Regions from separate parts of the Mus musculus genome. Here region 1 is linked to region 2. A link is a loop called in an ENCODE intact Hi-C map of the cell type or tissue named here. Cell type or tissue: heart. All regions are shown on one strand.

What was found. Peaks named below come from ENCODE experiments on the same cell type or tissue, not always from the same donor. Only the 100,000 strongest peaks of a DNase experiment are listed, where the experiment ranks them.
Region 1: it touches region 2 in a loop (10-fold over the local background); 1 of 42 quality-filtered maps calls a loop at or near these places.

What each region holds. Positions count from the first base shown.
Region 1 is chr10:44,173,912-44,181,911 of GRCm38, forward strand. It overlaps the pseudogene Speer5-ps1. Among named protein-coding and RNA genes, the nearest start is that of Crybg1, 29 kb to the left of the region's middle. In heart, a CTCF peak has its summit at 3,722 (motif pointing left); no DNase peak of the experiment used is centred here.
Region 2 is chr10:43,999,445-44,007,444 of GRCm38, forward strand. It overlaps Crybg1 (crystallin beta-gamma domain containing 1), which reads right to left. Exons shown (of 22, transcript NM_001368305.1): 3 at 3,984-5,446. Among named protein-coding and RNA genes, the nearest start is that of Gm40636, 35 kb to the left of the region's middle. In heart, CTCF peaks have their summits at 3,293 (motif pointing right) and 4,493; DNase peaks (open chromatin) are centred at 4,477, 4,827 and 6,437; H3K4me3 peaks cover 2,459 bases; H3K27ac peaks cover 886 bases; H3K27me3 peaks cover 7,160 bases.

The sequences.
Region 1 (8,000 bases), 170 kb after region 2:
AAACCAGTCCAAAATCTCCAGTGTGCACTTTGAGCATCATCTATTCTTTAAGCAACTGGACTGGTGGACACATACCATCGCACACGTCAGAACCTACAGAATTTACACCAATGCTGACTCATAATGTAAAGCATGCACACTGTGTGCTAATTATCAGGTTCATTGTCATGCAAGAGCCTTAGATGCAGCTTCATTGTTGGTAATAAACGTACCACATTGGTTCCGGGTGCCAGTACCAGGGGTGGCTGGGTGGGGAGTGTCCACATAAGGTTCCAACTCTACTACAAGGAAATAAGATAGTTTATTCTAAATTAGGCATGGTGGCACATCCTTGGACTCTCAGAACTCAGGGAAACCGGATAGCAAACCCAGTGGCAGCCTCAGCTACAGAGAAGTACTTTGTTCCAATAGAAAGAGAAAATAGTTGATTCTGAGTCAAATATGAGTGGCCATGGCCGTAGAACAGTCTCAAGCCCTGAATGACATGTCCTTCTATGGGAGAGAATTTGTAAACTTTTATAGTCACAGGACAGAAAGTAACGAAGAAATGTGTTGAACATATACACAAAGCATTCGTATTGAGTGGCTTCGGCAAGGGAGAGAATCTATAGATATTTCTTGGGGCTAGCAAGATGGCTTAGCAGCAAAAGGTGAATTCTGTTCTTGTAAAGAATCCAATGGTTCCCAGCACCCATGCCAGACAGCTTAAACCTGCCATTGGCTCCAGTTCCAGGAGACCCAATGCTGTCTTCTGGGCTCTCTGAAAACATAACGCACATACACGCACATACTTCCCCAGCCCCTACTCCTGCGGAAACACATAGAGACATAATTAAAATAAAAATTTTAAATGTAATTAAAAAGGCATGTCTCTTTGTAGTTCAAGCTTGCCAGAAACTCACTATGTAGACCAGGCTGGCTGAAAACTTGTGATCCTACCAGCTCTGACTCCCATATTCTGGGATCGCAGGCCAATTCACCCAGTAATGACTTTGGAGCACTAGGGATCCAACTTAGGACCTGTCATTGTCCAGGAGACACTACCACTGAGCTATAACCCTGCTGAGACATATTTCTAGCCCTGAAGTTTAATTTATTAATATGCATCTGTGCATGCACCTATGTGTCTTCCTGTGTGGGTACACATGAGTATACAAAGAGGCTGACGGATACCCTTGGGTTTCATCTTCAGTAATGCCATCTATGTCCTTTGAGCTTGCATCTCATGACATACTAATTATGCTAGTCTGTCTGGCCAGCATCCCTGGGGTCCTATCCTCATCTTTTCAGTACTGGGGTGACAAGTGCATACCCTGATTGGCATTTTGATGTGACTTCCGGATATTAAAACCATGTCCTCATGCAAATCATGACTCTATGGGGTCATCTATCCATCTGGTCAACCCATTTCCCACCCCAGTCTTTTGAGGTGATAATTCTGAAGAGATCTGATCAATTCAGGTGGGTATGACCATACACTGAGGTTGTCATCCCAACATTCTTAGTTTAGGATTGATAGACACTAGAGCTGTGTACAGCTTAGCGGTACATTCCAAGAGCTTTTTGGTCGTTTGCGATGGGGGCTCTGGAGTAGTCTGGAGCTTTTTGTCCTGCCTTCAGCTCCTGAGTTCTGCAATAGAGTTTTATCTCAAGGTCAAGAAAATGTTAGGTGAGAAATAAAGGTTGATAATAAATGACTATAAAGAAGGTTCTGGGGGGCGAGGGCATTAACTCAACTGATAGAGTGCTTGTCTAGCATACAAAAGGCACCCGGTTCAACCTGAGTTCGAGCCCCAATACCACATAAACAAGGCATGTGCCTGCAATCCCAGAACACCAGAGGTGGAGACAGGACAATTCAGAGTCCACACTTATCCTTATCCGTATACTACATTCAAGGCCAGGAAGAATGGCGAGCTAATGATAGTCCAAGTGAAGGTACTTTTGGCTTTGGACCCAGTGTGTCTATGTCCCCCCAGTCATACTATTCCCCCATAGCCAAAATCAACATGTCTCTGGGACTGTTAATGCTCATGCAACTTCTTCAGAAAACGTCCGCCCTCAGCAGCACAGAAAGATATAGAAAGATACAGAAACTACCTTCCATTCAAGTTTGCTGTGAACCAAAAACTACTCTTGAAAATAAAACCTGTTAAATCTTTAAAAAGCACCTGTGCATGTCGATGTATGCCTGTAATACCAGCATAGCGTATGTGAATGTGTGTGTGTGTGTGTGTGTGTGTGTGTGTGTGTGTGTGTGTGTCTGCGCGTGCGTGCATGCATGTGTGTGTCAGAGGAGAGTATTTAGGATTCATTTCACTCCTTCCACAGTGAGTTCTAGAGATCAAACTTAGGTCACCAGGCTTGTGTGGCAAGATATTTTACTTGCTGAGTCATCTTGCCAATTCCGTTTCTTTTTTTAAAAAAGTGTGTGTGTGTGTGTGTGTGTGTATGTGTGTGTGTGTGTGTGTGTGTGTGTGTGTGTGTTTCAAGAGGTAGGCAGTGATCAAGAGTGGGAGGAAACCAGAAGCTTGTGGATAGGAGATCTGTGGTTGAGTTTGTCTGGTGCCTGTGTTTTAGGGCCACATCTCAAACCAATGAGAATTTGTTGTTGGAGCATCTATTCTGGAATGTCTGGTGACTTGATTTTGTGCAGGTCTTTTGTAGTAAGTATTTATGAGGGTTTCTATCCTGTTTTAGATCATTCAGTTCCCAGATAAAAGACACAAAACCTTCATATGTATGATAAGCCTTGGGCAGCATTAGAGCTGGGTGGAGATCAACCCTCTAAGCTACTTTGCCCCCTTCCCTGTCAGTGACCCTGAGATATGACTTACCATGTTTGCCTGGGCCACCCTTACTCTGACTGGCCAGCCTTCATAACCAGTTCTCATGACTCCTCACCTCATGACCACTTCTCCTCTCTCCACCCTCTCTTTCTTCTCTCTCATGGTCCTACCTTCAACCCCAAACTCAGGAACCAAGACTCCACCTACCTCTCCTCTGCCCAGCTTAGGCATCATTATTTTAAAATTAAGTTTAATAGCATCACTTGGTGTGTAGGAGGATTTCCTTGTCCCTGGGGGCAACCAATCCTTGGGCACTAGTATTTAACATGGCAATACATAGCAACAGACCAAACCTTAACACAGGTCTTGTTCAGATAACACTAGCTGCTATGTTCACACATGCAAAGGCCATATCATTTCCAGAAGACAAATTTCACAGTGTTCCTCCTCATTCTCCAGCTCTCTCTCTCTCTCTCTCTCTCTCTCTCTCTCTCTCTCTCTCTCCCTCCCCCTTCTCCCTCTTTTTCTTTCTTTCTTTTCTTTGATCTGAGTCCAGGAGCTCAGACTCAGGTTGTTAAGCTTGGTGCCTTAAGACCCATTGGAGCATCTTCCAGCTCAGGAAGGAAACGGGTCTGAGAAAAATCAGAATTAGTACTAACAAGTTTTAGAAGGACTTTTTAATCTCTTTTCCCAGATTTATATTGTATATTTATATTACTGACCCAGGGCCAGTAGCTGAGGGTGAGCATGTGTGGAAGCCTTTGTTGTGCCACCTCCTGTGCTGGGATTACAGGTCTACACCACCACACCCAGTTATGGATTTGAATAAATTCTGTGTGAGAGCCTGTTTACAGCCTTTCTCACACTAACCAGATGTTTCCTCCTGGACAAGTCATCAAGGGTTGAAGGGGAGACTCTGACACCTAGTGGCTACAATGTATTACTACAAGGACTTCTTTTGGAAATTTTAAGAATGTCCTTTTAAAAAGTCACTTGACACTTGTCATTCTAAGTGGACCAAGGAACTCCACACGAAGCCAGAGACACTGAAACTAATAGAGAAGAAAATGGGTAAGAGCCTCAAAGATATGGGCACAGAGGAAAAATTCCTGAAGAGAACAGCAATGGCCTGTGCTGTAACATCAAGAATCGACAAATGTGACCTCATAAAATTGCAAAGTTTCTCTAAGGCAAAAGACACTGTCAATATGACAAAATGGCAACCAACAGATTGGGGAAAGATCTTTACCAATCTTAAATCCGATAGGAGGCTACTATCCAATATATATCAAGAACTCAAGAAGTTGGTTTTCAGAAAACTAACCCTATTAAAAATGGGGTACAGAGCTAAACAAAGAATTCTCAACTGAGGTATACCAAATGGCTGAGAAGCACCTTAAAAATGATCAACATTCTTAGTCATCAGGGAAATGCAAATCAAAACAACCCTGAGATTCCACCTCATTCACACCAGTCAAAATGGCTAAGATCAAAACTCAGGTGACAGCAGAATCTGGCAAGGATGTGGAGAAAGAGGAACACTCCTCCATTGCTGGTGGGATTGAAAGCTGGTGCAATCACTCTGGAAATCAGTTTGGCGATTCCTCAGATAATTGGACATAGTTCTACCAGAAGATCCAGAAATACCACTCCTGGGCATATACCCAGATGATGCTCCAACTTGTAATAAGGACACATGCTCCACTATGTTCATAGCAGCCTTATTTATAATAGCCAGAAGCTGGAAAGAACCCAGATGTCCCTCAACAGAGGAATGGATGCATAAAATGTGGTACATTTACACAATGGAGTACTACTCAGCTACTAAAAACAATGAATTCATGAATTCTTAGACAAATGGATGGATCTGGAGGATGTCATTCTAAGTGAGGTTACCCAATCACCAAAGATCACACATGATATGCACAAACTGATAAGTGGCTATTAGCCCAGAAGCTCAGAATACCTAAGATACAATATGTAAAACACATGAAACTCAAGAAGAAGAAAGACCAAAGTGTGGACACTTTGATCCTTCTTAGTAGGAGAAACAAAATACCCATGGAAGGAGTTAGAGAGACAAAGTTTGGAGCAGAGACTGAAGGACTGACAATCCAGAGACTGCCCCCCACCCCCAGGGATCCATCCCATAAATACCCACCAAACACAGCCCTATTGCAGATGCCAACAAGAGCTTGCTGACAGGAGACTGATATAGCTGTCTCCTGAGAGACTCTGCCAGTGCCTGACTAATACAGAACTCGATGCTCACAGTCATCCATTAGATGGAGCACAGGGTCCCTAGTGAAGGAGCTAGAGAAAGTACCCAAGGAGCTGAATAAGTTTGCTGCCCCCTAGGAGGAACAACAATATGAACTAACCAGTAACCCAAGAGCTCCCTGAGGCTAAACCACCAAATCAAAGAAAACCCAAAGAGAAATTGGTAGCTCTAACTGCGTATGTAGCAGAGGATGGTCTAGTCAGTCATCAATGGGAGGAGAGCTCTTGGTTCTATGCCCCAGTTTAGGGGAATGCCTGGGCCAGGAAGTGGGAATGGGTGGGTTGGGGAGCGGGGGCGGGGGGAGGATAGGGGATTTTTGGAGGGGAAACTAGGAAAGGGGATAACATTTGAAATGCAAATAAAGAAAATATCTAATAAAAAAGTAATTAAAAGAAAGAATTCTAAAGGAAAAAAATAAAGATGCCTTGTAAATTAGTATAAAATACATCTTAAAATAGGCTTTCCCCAAGGTGCCTGGAAAGTGCTCACAGCACTTCTTCTAGAAAATATTGGGATATTTGGGAAAAAACTCAAAGGACTGTGGACTGTGAGTTATTTTTCAAGGAGGATTTAAGACTTCCAAAACAGCTTAAGCATCCAAAATAGCCCCCTGTTTTTTGACTACTTTCAGGTTTCTTGACCCCCTCCCTCATCCTGTTTTTAGCATATATTTCAGAATTGATGTTTCCTTGCCCTGAAAGCAGACTGGCATTTTCTTACCACCTGGCTTTCATGATGATAGAAGCTGTCATGCAGACCACTGAGGGCATGAAGACAGAGTGATCTCAGCCAGTGCTGGATCTATAAGCTACAACACTAACTTGCTAGGTAAATTATCCCACGTAGTGTCATGATGGTTATGAGTAACCAAACACATTTAGTTCTGGTTTGAGACCTGATACCTACACTAAAGGATTTAATGTCTGCTACTGGAAACGTAGTTAAAAGCTTATGTCTGCGGGAGCAGCGAAAGGCTACAGGGGGAAGGCCACTGGTACATTACTTATGTTTATACTCAGGTTTGGACTGTTCTTAACCTTGATCAGAGAATGTCCCATACATACCAATGTATGAAAGGTGAAGAGTTGGGTTTCTCATGCTAGTTGAGAGTTTACTGACCGCTAATGCTATTTTTATCCATTGAACAAAAACATATTTCTTTCCATTATCATACATTTGTCTCTTCTGCTGTTGAACGATCTTTTAAGATATTTCTATTGGAGCATACTTTATTTTACTCAGTGTTTACCTTGTACCTAGAAGCTTTTGGCAGTGTTTTTGTAGTTCTAGTAACAAATGCCAGGTAGGGGTTTTCTGTAGGAAAGGCCATATCCAAAACTGAAAGTCATAAGTTTAGGACACTGTAGAACACAAAATAGGAGGAGCAAGAAAGTCAAGCTAGCAGAAGATGGAGAGAAATACCAAAAGGAGTAGCAATCACTGTATGGAAGCAGAGAATGATAGAACATCACTAGTTATTTGTAAATTGCAGAGGAAAGCACAGGCAAACAAAGGGCTCACCATTCCCTGTTGGGAAGGACTCAAGTTGTGCAGGTCTAACTGTGATTTAAATATGCTTGCATCCTCACATTTAAACATCTTTCTACATGTAGTTAGAGTCTGAAAGTGGCACATGAGAATAAGGTGTAAGATGTTTTAAGAAAAAGCAAGAATACAGAGTGAAGGTGCTGCAGGTCCAAATTAAAGAACTTCTCAAAAATGCTGAGTATATAAAATGACCACAGTCCAGTGTTCAGTAGAGAATGTTACTAAATTAGTACATATATAGATGTGAAGCTGTACACAACTGGATTCTCACCCCTTGATTTAGATGTGAATGACCCATATGAACTAGTTCATGTTGTTTGTGGTACCCTGTCCTTTGTCTGTCTTGTTTCTTCACAGAACTCCAAACAACATCCCAAGACAATGCCAATAACTGTGATTTTTACTCACAGGCACAACATATCTTTGCATACCGAGGGTCTGTGTCAAATCTCTAAACAAAACAAGATCATCAGTAGGAAAAATTAACAAAACTGAAAACTGTTTACAAATGAATGAGAGCATATAAATAGTGTGGGTTTGTGACTTTGTATTTGAAACTCACAAGAACTTTTTCAGAGCTTATGAAAATGTCTTAAAATGTGTTAATTATGCAGGTTGATGACAAAACCAAAACATATCAATATTATACTGCAGCATTATAGATGACATTCATTCATGATGAATCAAGGGACTTGATTTAATTGGCACATAAACTCAACCACACACAAACGCAGACAAATAGACTGCTCTCCCTTTCAGAATGAACATGCCTTTATATTGAGGCTCCTGTTTATCAGAACTAACAGCAAAATGGGCTAACTTCAAAATGATCCTATCCTGACATACTCTCGTGTGTCTCATATGTTACCTAATGTCAATGGAGTTTTTATTTGGACATCTGAGAGTTATGGAATGGGGGAGTGATGGACGTCATTGACACCAATTCTAGTCCCTCCTGCTTTTTCCAAAAATCTCTACAGAAGTAAGCGGTTTATTTGATTTGAATACACATACACTGTTAGACTTCTCTGAAGATTAAGCAAGACAACCTCAAAATCTATCAAGTTCATTTCTGTCCTTCTTCCTTTTCAGTAGACAACACTCCCTTTCCAGGAAAAAAAAAGCCTTCTGTGCAAATATCTTGACTTGATCCATTTCACAATCCATTGAAAGATTTTCATAATGTGTTGTATCTCAGTTTTTCAGACTGGCAGATATGTACCTAAATGGAGTGACAGACAGACAGAGAACCAGATGGGCAGTTGAAAATAGTATATTTTTATTTATTTTTGCTGTTGTCTCTTAGTAATGTAATATGCTTTGATTGTATTCTTTCCCTCATCCATTTATTTTAAAGGAGTATATGACTATAATTTAAGTGT
Region 2 (8,000 bases):
GTATCTGCTTTCCCATGAAACTTCCTAAACAATCCTACAAACACTAGCACATATTTTTAATATAAAGTATCTTACCTACATATGACAGATGAGACTATAAATCTAAGAAACTATTAATTTACCAAGTATTCATATTCATTCACAGTGAGTGGCACTGAACTGGCAGACATTACAAGGTATAAGGAACAAATTTAAATACTTAATGCCTTCCCATATTTTAAATGCGCAGTATGTATTTATGCATGCATGCATGCATGTGTGAAGTCAGAGGACAACCATGGGTGTCAAGGTTCGACTTTGCTGAGACAGTCTCTCGATGTTCAGCACTGCACACCCAAGTTGTCAGGTCTGGGAGCTGCCAAGCTTTTCTTGGCTCCATCTTCCATCTCACTACGGGAATGCTGGGATTAGAGACACTCATTCCCATGACCACCTTTTCTATGGGTCTCAGGTCCTCACACTGTATCCACTGAGCTGTCCCTCTGAACATGGAAAGTGTTTTTAAATCTTTCCTAAACCTGCTGCTCATCAGCATTCTGCCTTATTCCCAGTGGTTTCATATGCATAAATATTTTACTAGAATGAAAATGGCAGTGTTCATAGGGCTTGCTTGGCTGCTTGCCTTTTGCTAAGACAAAAGGATGAGTTAACATTATAACTTCCAGGGTCCTAAGACTGACTTCCTTGGAATTTTACACAAACATTAGTAGAAGCAAATTTTTTAACCATACGGCTATACCATAATTTGTTAACTGACTTTGTTAATGTGTCTAGGGCAGAGTCTCCCAGCTCATTCACATTTCTTAGGTCTAATTACTTATTACTGGGAATAATGTCTTTAGTGTACACAATGTGTTCTTTCACAATAGCAGAATGTGTTGTGTTGGCATTTGCCTGCCTTGGCCTCAGTCCTGGCTCTCACACTAATATCTGTGTGAATTTAGCCAAGGCATTTCACATATCTGGCCCATTGCTCTCTTTTGTATCTGTAACTTAAAAGGTAATACAAAACAAAACCCCTACATAATTTAGAACAGAATTAGTTTTTATTTCACACAAAACTTATGGTTAAGGGAATTTTGGAAGTCCCCTTAAGGGGTTACACTGAGGGCTAACAGAGGCTACAGGACCAGAAGGCTCCCCATGGCTGCTTTCAGACAGAGCCACTCCCACTTTTTTGTTTTATGAACCATTTTATATAAACATTCCTCAGGGCAGGCAGAGGAGCTTGTCAGTTTGTAGCCAAATGAAAACCACCGTTTGCCAAGCACTTGGGAAGTTATTTAATTTGGTTTACCCAATGTACAACTTGCCTGTTCTTTTCTAAAGAGAGAAAGCTGAGACCTAGAGAAGGTAGGTGACTCCTCTGAGGTCACCTAGCTGGTGACAAGGCCTGGGTTTGAAGCAGGAGCTCATGTCTCAGAAGCCACATTACAGTATGTGGTCAGACTAGACGGGCCTGGAGCCCCGCAGCCGCTTTCCTTATCAATGGTGTGTGTGTGTGTGTGTGTTGAACGTGGAGGGGATGGGGGATGGGAGATGGGGGTGTTCAGTGAGATATCAGGTCCATCAGAAACACAGTGTTTGCAAATGCTGTGTTAATTAATTATTGCTGTGTTAATTAATTAATGAGCAAAGGTGACAATCTGAGGAATCTTAAAAAAAGAAAGAGCGGACCAGTCAGCACAGGAAGAGAGCATCACCGAAGTAGACATCAAAGTACATCTTGGGATGTGCAAGGAGAATGTCCAGGTGAGCCCCCGGCTCCCCATGGGAAGCACATCTGCTCATTAAAGATTTACACCAGATCAAAATACCTTTTACAACCCAACTCTCTACCATTAACTTGTGTTACCAAGAGTCACTGCAATTAACCCAGTTGGGGCTGATTAAAAGGCAGGCTCCTCTAATGCATGTTGTAATGCCTTCATTATGAGGTGAGAGGGAGTGAAAAAAGCCACAGCTACACTGTAAAAGGAAGTGCCTCCCTGCCTTAAACACATCCCTCTTCGAATCTCAGTGTTTGGGAGAGAACGTGCAGAAATCAGTCTTTGAACAGGATTAAGTCATTGTTTTTTAGGTGATACAATCTTATTTTAATTTTTCTTTCCCAAACCAGGCTCAGATCTCAATCCTGTCATTTGGGAGAGAAAAGCCTTGAGTTTCAGGCCAGCCTTGGCTAAACAGTGAGTTAGGAGCCATCCTGGGCTACAAGGTGAGCCCATCAAAAAAATCCAGCCAACCAACCAACCAAACAAACCAACTAACCAGCCAGCCAACCAACCAACCAGCCAACAAACCAACCAAACCAAAACCAACAAACCAAACAAACCAAACCAAACCACACCACACCAAACTACAATCAGTTAATATCTTTCTAAAAATCCAGCCATAACAGGACTAAAGGTCTGAAAGCCTCTGTCAGATTGACAGAAATAGGCCAAAGAACTAGATAAAATTCTTAATTTTCCACTTCATTAGTTTGCCAGTTCAAAAGAAAATTTAAAAAGACGGGTGGTGAGGAAAACGGTTTAAAAAGAAGTGACCGGTAGTGAGAAAAAAAGACACTTGGCTCAGTTCTGGTAGGATGCAGACCCAAAGAAGAGTTCCATTGTAAGATCCCTTCCAGAACTTGTTTACTGATCCCTTAACAGTGTAACATTTCTGGTTTTTCCACTGGTGCCTTCTGATTGGATGACAGGTGGAGCGGCCAGCCTGGATTTAGTCCTGCAGCGTTTCTCCTAGCTAGGCTTAGCAGGTTTCTGTGTTCCGTCACACTCGTCTTCCACAAATAATGGGCATCATTCAGTGGGGAAATTTTCCTGACGCTACCGTTACAGAATAAATAGCTGATTATGTCAAAGGTCTCCAGGCTGCCAGCTGGTGAGACAGTTCAACCTTATTCATTAAGCACATTTTCCTCCTAGCTTCCAGACAGACCTGTTTCAAACCTTACGTCTTTTTAGGACATCAAATAGAATGAAACCATTTAGTTCAAAAATGATAATGCTGCAAATGATGGGCCTTTTTGATCAGTTTGTGAATCAAAAATAGGAAGAATTTGAGAACTTAATTATTTCCACCTGCTGGGAAGAGTCACGGCCTGAGCTCAGTTCTACAGAGAGCCCTCCTGGGCTTCCTAGCCACACAAATCAGTTACCATCAAACCACAAGCCCAGGCTCCTCCAGGAAACCGGTGACTTCTTGTCCTGTACTTCCAGAACCTTTACAATGGCAAAATCCACCCGGCCCTTTTAATTTGATTTGTATGCTCCTTGCTGCCACAAGGGGGACTTAAATGGTGAGGGCAACAGGCTGCATCACAGGTATGGCTCATCTCCCCCCACAGCACACAGAACAAAGGGCACTTAGTAGATACTTGCGAAATTGCTAAACTTGCAAGCGAGTAGGTACAGTCTGTTGTTTTGTGTCCTTTCACTTAGGAAATTTTCAGTAACAACGCCGATCATCTCAATAAGAGAAAAGTCATTTCCAGCTCAGAAACAAAAGTGCTTACTAGATCACCGACGGGGGGTTGGGGGGGGCGGGGGGGATTATTAGAGATGTCCTTAATGCTTGCTTTAGGACAACAATGTACTAACCCTATAATAAAGTTCTCTTAAAAGTCTTTCCTGTCAATGCCACTGGGCCACACTCAAAATACTGCTGGCTCCTGAAATACCCCTGTACACTTTGGATAAAGAATATAATTGGCTCTATCAAGCCATTAAGTCTTATCTCTGCTGTTTAGGTAAACACAGTGCCTCAAGGGATAGATCCTATTTTCGCATTCATTTAACTTAGTTCTTAAAGCAGGAATTAGCGGCGGAGGCTGCCAAATGTGTCACACCCCAAGCCTTAGTTCTACAAACAGTTCTTTCTCTCTTTGAAGTTTTCACAGGAAAAAAAAAAATATACAGGTTACAGACCAACCATACAACCCTAAACAGCCCCCTGCTCAAACTGACTCCGCAGCTACTTACAGGGTCACTTTGGTGGTCACAGTAGACCTGCCCACACCGAACTGGTTCCTGGGCTTCAGGCCGTCGGCGTCGGACGCTCCTGTTCCCCTGCTGCGACCCCCGTCGCCCCGGCTATCAAAGTGGTGGGGCAGAGGACCCCTCTTGTGCTCTGGCTTGATCTCGGGCAGCAACGAGCTGCTTTTGACGGTGAGCTCGCGCGGGACGACGCGGCCCGCCTCCTCGCCGCTGTCCGCCGCAGCGGGCGCCCTCTTGGGTGGGGACTCCTTGGCGGGAGCGCGCGAGCCACTGCCGGGCGAGCTGGGCACCGCCTCGGGGACACGGCTGCGACCCTTCCGCTTGGTGGGCGACAGGGGCTTGCTGCGGTCCGGTTCCCCTCGGGGTTGCCCTCTGGGGCAGGAGCTGGCCTTTGGCTCCGGGCAGGCGACCGGGGCTGCGCCTCCGTCGGGAACCGCTTGTACCGATTTCACTTTCCTTTCCGCCAAGCAGTTCTCAGCCGCAGCGTCTGGCGCCACCTCGTCGTCGAACACCGCCTCGTCCTTGGCCGCACTCTCGGGAGCCACCGCATCCGCACCCGGGGAGTCGGTGGATTTCTGCGACTTCCTCCGCCGACCAGACCGGCGGCCGCTTGACCTCTTTTCCATGTCGTCCGAATCCTCGCAGTCGTCTGTCCCCGGAGCAATCGAGGCCGGCTCGTCCACCTGAGCCACCTCAGTTTTGCTCAAGTAGATGTCCAACGTTAGCACTTTGGTGGGATGCGCGCGGTCGACCGACCCGGCTGTGCGGCTGGTCTCTGCGTCCTGGGCGGGAGGCTCACCTGGAGGAACCGCGTCCCCCGGGGCCCCCAGAGAGCCCGCTTCGGCACCCACGCCGGGGGCTCCGTCGGGGGCCTCTCCTACTCCTCCCACGAGGTGCTCCTCTGGCGGCGACCCCGACACACCTCTCGCTGTCTCTGGTTGGAGGCCAGCGCCAGGCAACGCTTCCTCCCCCGGACTGCGGGCGGGCGTCTCTGCGCTCTCCTGCCTGGAGCGATTCCCTGGTGAGGAATGCAGCAGCTCTTTGGCAGCGGTGGTGGCATCTGGGAAAGTCTCTCCCTCTGCCTGTAGAGGTTCTAATTGGGCTGAATCATTGCTGTGGCACTGCTGCACAACCCCTACATTGATGCTGGAGCAAGGTGACTGTTCGGCGTCGCAGGGGGTTGCCTGAACACAGCTCTCAACGGGCTGGCCCTCAGCCTCCTGCCTGGGGCCCGCCTCGCCAGCGTCGGTTGCCTTTAGTTGGTTGTCCTGAGCCTTAGTTTTCTCACTCCCTGTTTTTGGGACTTTAGCAGAGGCCGATTTGCTATTTGAGTTGGTGGGACTCTCTAATCCGTTCCTGGTGTTCCTTCTCCTTCCAGCCGTAAAAAGAGTGCCAAGTTTTTCCAACACTGGCTTCCTTCTGGTGTCTTCTGGTGGTTGTGCTCTGGACTGGAAAATGAAAAGAAATGGGGAGAGAAAACTTGAGAATCCGTTTTGTTCTGCTTTGGTAGGTTACAAAGCTACTGCGAACCACCTTGGCAATGGACCAGGTGTGTTTGACAATGAATAGGTACAGCCAGGTGTGGCAGCACGCGACTATCTGGTCTTTGTTATGCTCCAACAAAATTCACTTTAAAAACTAGACAGAGATGATAGATAGATAGATAGATAGATAGATAGATAGATAGATAGATAGATAGATAGATAGATAGATAGGGTCTCATTATGTAACTCTTGCTGTCCTAGAACTCATCATGTAGACCAGGCTGGCCTTGAATTCACAAAGATCCGCCTGCTTCTACTCACTGAAAGGTGGGGTTAAAAGCATGCACCACCATACCTGTGTGGCTAAATTTCTTTTTCTTGTATTTTCGGTTGTGAGCCTAGCCTTAATGGCTGAGTCATCTCTCCAGCCTTAAATTTTGTTTCCTTAAACACATTTTTGAAGCTACACTACTTACAACAGCATTTCGTTATAAGTGTTCTTAACCCGGAACGTCCAATTATTATACGCATGTAGTAGGGGCTTCTGCTTTTACTTCTTTCCTTAGTAAAAATGCAAATTTAAAGCAACCAGGCATGATTTCAGGGTCCGCGGTTCGCCCCCCAAGTACCTTAGGGAGTTTTTGGGTTTTTTTTTTTTTGTTTGTTTGTTTGTTTGTTTTACAGAAACAACTCCCTTTATTTACTGGGAGGGGGGGCGTTGTGAATGGCTCAAGGAAAAATTCCTAGTGGCCCTCTGGACAACCTTACGAACACCTGGGTCTAGCCTTCAGCAAAGGTGCAGGAATGCAGCACCTGGCCCCGCCCAACCGCAAGGCGCTCACCAATGAGGCCCACGTGCCCGCGTTTAAACTGCGCGCGCGGCGGAGCGCTGTCCCGCCTCTTCCCAACTCACCCCTAGGCTTCACCGGGGATAGTCCCTAAGTGCCCGGCTGAGGGGCAGGGGCAGGCGGCAGGCCAGCCTAGCAGACAGCTGCCCGGAGGGCTGCAGCCAGCACCAGGTGTTGCAAGTCCTTGCAGCCAGCAGCCAGCGTGCAGCCCCCTGGTCTGTGACTAGGAGGAGTGGGTAAGGGGTTGCAGGGCTGGAAAGGAAGTCGAGAGCAACCCTTCAGGGCAGCGTGTATGCGGGATCAGCTCGACTCCCCGTGGTCCCCTACGATCCCTTAAGAGCCAACCCTTAAACTCAAGACCCAGGTAAGAGAGTCTAAGCCCCGACGAGGCAGAAAACAGCCCCACCTTTCCTAAAGGGTGAGCGTTTGTTCAGGACGGTACTGACTCACCACTTAGGGATTCCAGATTCAGTCTTAACGCAGATAAGCGTCCCCACCCCCATCTGAGCTACAAAAGCAGTCGAGGGAGTCCGGAGTTTGTGGGAAATGTAAAATGCCTGGGTAAGAAGTGCTTGGGATCCACAGAGTCAACAGGCATCTGTTGAGACAGACCTGGTAGTGTAACCTTGCTGCAACCTAGTGAGGTAATGTGTTACCTACCAAAGGCCGAGACCAAAACAAGACGTGCTGGAGGCGGGGCGATAAAGTCCGCCTTCAAACCCATGCCTTCCAGTTCCAATTAGTGCCCTTTCTAGTCCATCACAGAGGACATGTGGGTGCAGAGGGAACATTTGAACGCTAGTGGCTCCAGAGAAACAAACCCCAGGCTACACAGGCGCACACCAGCAGTCAGAGCTCCAGGGAAAGCGCTGAGAAGCTCAGGCTGAAGTGCTGCTAAGAACCAGAGAACTGTGACAAAGATTAAAAAAAAAAAAAAAAAACCTAGCCACCCAGAGCTCCTGTGACTGAAGCGATTTTGGCTATTACATGTTTTCAATGGAAATATCTGCCCATTGAGTCCTGCTTAGGTACTAGACACCCACAAAATGATTTACATAGTCATCTTTCCAACAGCCCTTGCAGTTTGTTATATCCATAAGCCAAGATTACGTATCCCTGTCCAAAGCTGCGCAGCTGGACAGACCTTCTGACTCTGAAAATAGAGCCCTTTGTTTCCATTGCCTGGACAGGCCATCAAGCATGCCCTGAAAAAGTAGACAGGAAAATGAGCCTGAGTCTATGGGCTCAATTCCAGTCCCTGTCAAAATTAAACAACTAGAGTATGTATCTCTGTGCCCTGCACAGTAATGTTGCAATCCATTTTCCCATACTGCAAAGAAGCCTGGTCAGCCAGCCGTCCTCTATTCAGTATAAGCATCCCCACCCCCAACGCTCAATCTTAGTTGTAGTTGCTTTTTTATAAAGCCAGTTGCTTGCCCTTCAACTTGACTACCTCTTACACCCCCTACCCGTACTAGCACTTTTATAACAACTTCATTCCGTAGAGGCTCAAACTGGAAACATTTTAGATCTTGGTATATGTAGGCAATAGATGAGTAGTTGACAATAAAGAGAGACGCTTTTGACACCCCAGGGCATGGTAAATTTTCAAAGGCATTGTGCTAGCTGGGGGTGAGGAAGTAGCCTGGTTGCCTAGCAGGTACGAGGCT